Linked DNA regions of Homo sapiens: region 2 is linked to region 1. Evidence: read pairs that join two places in POLR2A ChIA-PET (ENCODE). Cell type or tissue: Panc1. All regions are shown on one strand. Region 1 overlaps RAD51B (RAD51 paralog B). Region 2 overlaps ZFYVE26 (zinc finger FYVE-type containing 26).

Region 1 (2,500 bases):
CCCAATGTTGGAGGTGGGGCCTGGTGGAAGGTGTTTGAATCATGGAGGTGGATCCTTCATAAATGGTTTAGCACCATCACTTTGGTGCTGTTCTCCTCATAGAGTTCTCACGACACCTGGTTGTTTAAAAGTGTTATCACCTCCTTCCTCTCTCTCTTCCTCCTGCTAAAAGTGTAGAGCACATCCCTCCTCTCTCTCTTCCACCTGCCATGTAAGATGCACCTGCTTCCCCTTTGTCTTTTGCCATGATTCAAAGTTTCTTGAGGCCTCCCCAGAAGCCGTTATGCTTCCTGTACAGCCTATGGAACCATAAGCCAGTTAAACTTCTTTTCTTTATAAATTACCCAGTATTAGGTATTTCTTTATAGCATGTCGAGAAGCAATACATCACTTCACCAAAATTATACAAATAACCAATAAGTATATGAAAAAAGTGTTTAATGTGCTTAATCATCAAAGAAAGGCAAGTTAACAGCATACTACATGTTATTCAATATACCCACTAGAGTAGCTAAAATATAGTAGTTAAATACGAAGCCCAACAAGAATGTGCAGCAACCAGTACTCCAACACTGCTGGTAAGAATATAAATTAGTTCAACAACTTAACTGTTTGGCAACATCACTAAGCTAAATACATGCATAACTGATGACCCAATAATTCAACTCCTAGGTTGAAAGAAATGTGCAAATAAGTCCACCAAAATGTCCATAGCAGCCCTATTTACACTAGGCTAAAACTAGAAGGCATGCAAAACTCCATTATCAGTAGAATGGGCCAGGCATGGTGGCTCACGCCTGTAATCCCAGCACTTTGGGAGGTCGAGGCAGGCAGATCATGAAGTCAGGAGTTCGAGATCAGCCTGACTAACATGGTGAAACCCCACCTCAATTAAAAATACAAAAATTAGCTGGGCGTGGTGGCATGCACCTGTAATCCCAGCTGCCCAGGAGCCTGAGGCAGGAGAATTGTTTGAACGTGGGATGCGGAGGTTGCAGTGAGCTGAGATCTGCCATTGCACTCCAGCCTGGGCAACAGAGAGAGACACTGTCTCAAAAAAAAAAAAAAAAAAAAAAAAAAACACACACACACACAGTAGAATGGTAGAATGGATACATAAATATGTAATATGTTCTATTGTATGAATAATCACAAAATAGTATACTGCACAGCAAACAGAATGAACCACAACTACACAATACAACATGATGAATCTCACAAATACACTACAGAGTGAAAAAGGCCATATACCAAAAAAAAAGCATTCTGTATAATTTCATCTGTATACAGTTCAAAAACGAACCAAACCCCCCTAAAATACACAGTTTAGAAACTGGAGTAGGTGGTCACCCTCAGAAAAGGCAGTGGCTGAAAGGGCACACAGTGGGGGCTTCTGGGACATTGGTAATTTTTTGTTTCTTCATCTGGATTCTGGTTACATGAGATTGTTCAGTTTGTGAAAATTCATTGAGCTACAGCTACATTTATCATTTGTGCAATTTTCCCATAAATACATTATATTTCAATTTATAAATTATTTTTAAAAGCCCTCCTACTTAGAAACTCCATCAAGTATGGAGGATGTGGAAATAAGTTTTACCATATCTTCATGATGAGAAAATCCTATGTTATAAAAATTTTTCCAGAGAATAGAAAATGAAGAAAGCTGCTGAGCTTCTTCTATAATCTAGAAAGAAAAATCGGTACTACAAACAAAAACTACAAGGAATTCTTAAACAAAATAGTAACAAAAAAATCCACCAATATATTCTTTTTTTTTTTTTTTTTTTTTTTGAGACGGAGTCTTGCTGTGTTGCCCAGGCTGGAGTGCAGTGGCGCGATCTCAGCTCACTGCAACCTCCACCTCCCGGGTTCACGCCGTTCTCCTGCCTCAGCGTCCCGAGTAGCTGGGACTACAGGCACCCGCCACCACACCTGGCTAATTTCTTTTTGTATTTTTAGTAGAGACAGGGTTTCACCGTGTCAGCCAGGATGGTCTTGATCTCCAGACCTTGTGATCCGCCCACCTCGGCCTCCCAAAGTGCTGGGATTACAGCAATATATTCTTTTTAAATAACTAAGTATAGTTTATTTGGCAATGCAAGGATGATTTAACACTACAAAAGCCATTAACATAATCTACCACATTAATGGGATAAAAAAGCCATATGATTTATCTTAGTAGATATTAAAAATTACAAAATTTTACTGGCAAACTCAATCCAGCAGCACATCAAAAAGTTTATCCACCACAATCAAGTAGGCTTCATCCGTGGGATGCAAAGTTGGTTCAACATATGCAAATCAATAAATGTAATTCATCACATAAATAGAACTAGAAAAAAACCACGATTATCTCAACAGATGCAGAAAAGGCCTTCAATAAAATTCAACATCCTTTCATGTTTAAACTCTCAATAAACTAGGTATTGAAGAAACATACCTCAAAATAATAAAAGCCATGTATGACAAACCCACAGCCAATATCATACTGAATGGG
Region 2 (2,500 bases), 230 kb after region 1:
CTTAGAGGTACCTCCTCCATTCTCTTAATACCTAGTAGAGTCATGGAATGACAATCAGAGAAGCCAACAGAGCTTTGTTCTAAATGCCTAGGGTGGTGAATCAAGATACTTATGGTAGAACCATATTTTGTCAGCATTTTCCCTCTCTACAGATTCTGTGATTCACCTCCAAGAAATTGTCCACCAGGCTGCAGATCCCGAGACCCTCCCTAGATCACCATCAGCAGAGTTCTCTCCTGCTGCTCCTCCTGGTAAGAACTGGCTCTGATGATTCACTAAAATTTTTCAGTTTAGTCTTGCCTTATTCTATCCTTCAGAATTTTTTTTTTTTTTTTGCTTCTTTTTTTCATTGCCAGTTACAACATTATTAATTGTTTATCTTGGTTCATTCCAGATTTATATATATCTCAAAAGATTCAACATACAGTCAACTATTGTTATTTGTGGCAGTATGTCTATAAAGTCTCCACACTGAACCAGCAAATCCAGAACTCTTGTTCCTAAGGGAAATGTGTACATGTATACACGTATCTCACATAGTTGGTAATCTTAAATCCTAAAAACAACTCTTCCTAGACGATTCTATTCTATTTCCTTTTTTCTACAAAGGAGATTCAGAAGTGTTAAGTGACTTGCCTCAGGCCACCCCCACTAACAGGTCCCAGAATTGGGATTCAAATCCCATTCAACTAGCCCCAGCACTGAGCTTCTGGCACTACCCCGCACTGTCCGCTACCATCCCCATCTTCTGGTCACTGTTTTTTTTTTGAGACGGAGTCTTGCTCTGTTGCTCAGGGTGGAGTGCAGTGGCACGATCACGGCTCACTGCAACCTCCGCCTCCTGGATTCAAGCAATTCTTCTGCCTAAGCCTCCCGAGTAGCTGGGATTAAAGGCGTGTGCCACCACACCCAGCTAATTTTTGTGTTTTTAGTAGAGATGGGGTTTCACCATGTTGGCCAAACTGGTCTCGAACCACAGGTGATCCACCTGCCTTGGCCTTCCAAAATGCTGGGATTATAGGCATGAGCCACCACACCCAGCCAGGTCACTGTTATATAGAGGTTGAAACAACCTCAGTTGGGAATTTGAGTGTTGAGTATTGGGTGACTCAAAACTTTCATGACCGCATGTGTTTGCAAATGACCACAAAAGCAAGATGAGTATTGTTTTTGAGGTTACAAATGTTAACAAACAAGCAACTTTACAAATATGCAATCTAGTATTAATGAGCCTTGACCGTACTTAGCCCTCAAGTTCATACTGTCACACACAAAGCACAAGCTCCTTGAAGCCCTCAGCCATGTCTTGGTCACCCTTTTCACCAGTCCCCTGGTCTCCAGCCCCCACACAATGGCCTACTCTCGAAAGAAGCTCAGCCAAGTGTTTTGTTTTGCCAAATGGTCAAAGGAGCAGGATTCTAAGGTCTCTTCTTCTGAGTGCTACTAAGAGTCACTATGTTTTACATCTCTCTTTTTCTGTGACCAGCCAGTGTTGCTCTGCTAAATGGTAAGAAATCTCTTTACATATCATAAAGCAGACTGTGGCATTTTCTGGCCATACTTTGAGAATTAGCCATGCTTCATGGTAACCAGCCGAGCTGAGGGGAGGGCTCAGCCTTGCAAGTATATGAGCAGCTTCATGCATCTGTATAAATGGCAGCCTGAGCATAAATGGCAGCCTGAGCAGCTTTGGGGTGTGTGTGTGTGTGTGTGCGCCTTTTTTTTTTTTTTTGGAGACAGGATCTCACTCTGTTGCCCAGGCTAGAGTGCAGTGGTGCCATCAGAGCTCACTGCAGGTCAGTTCCTCCTGCCCCAGCTTCCCAAGTAGCTAGGACTACAGGCACACACCACCATTGCCTGGTTAATTATTTTATTTTTTGTAGAGACAGGATCTTGCTTTGTTGCCTAGGCTGGTCTCGAACTCTTGAACTCAAGTGATCCTCCCACCTTGGCCTCCCAAAGTGCTGGGATTACAGGCATAATCTGCACCCAGCCTATATGAGTTTTTATTATGGAAAATTTGCAAATACCAGATATCACATCATTTCATTTATAAATATTTCAGTATAAATCTCTGAAAGGTAAGGACTTTCATAAAACAAAGCCATAATACCATTATCACATCTAGAAACAAATTCATAATAATTCCTTATTATTCTCAAATATCAAGTCAGTATTCAAATTTCTCCAGCTGTCTCATCAAGATTTTTTTATAGTTGTTTTTTCCAGACTCAAGATCTAAATAATGTCCATACATGGCATGGCATTTGGTGAAATATCTCTTAAATCTTTTTTTCTTTTTCTTTTTTAAGAGAGTCTCCCTCTGTCATCCAGGCCAGAGTGCAGTAGTATGATCATGGCTACTATAACCTTGAACTCCTGGGCTCAAGCAATCCTCCCACCTCAGCCTCCCTAGTAGCTGGGACTACATGCACACACCACCATGTCTGGCTAACTTCTGTATTTTTTTCTTTTGTATAGATGGAGTCTTGCTATCCAT

What was found. ChIA-PET counts read pairs that join two places held together with the same protein. Peaks named below come from ENCODE experiments on the same cell type or tissue, not always from the same donor. Only the 100,000 strongest peaks of a DNase experiment are listed, where the experiment ranks them.
Region 2: POLR2A ChIA-PET joins it to region 1 with 10 read pairs; 1 of 35 experiments calls an interaction of 5 or more read pairs at or near these places.

Annotation. Positions count from the first base shown.
Region 1 is chr14:68,003,627-68,006,126 of GRCh38, reverse strand. The region is part of intron 7 of RAD51B (RAD51 paralog B); the gene reads right to left. Among named protein-coding and RNA genes, the nearest start is that of RAD51B, 190 kb to the right of the region's middle. In Panc1, no CTCF peak of the experiment used is centred here; no DNase peak of the experiment used is centred here; H3K27ac peaks cover 195 bases.
Region 2 is chr14:67,772,767-67,775,266 of GRCh38, reverse strand. It overlaps ZFYVE26 (zinc finger FYVE-type containing 26), which reads left to right. Exons shown (of 42, transcript NM_015346.4): 27 at 153-251. Among named protein-coding and RNA genes, the nearest start is that of ZFYVE26, 43 kb to the left of the region's middle. In Panc1, no CTCF peak of the experiment used is centred here; a DNase peak (open chromatin) is centred at 1,166.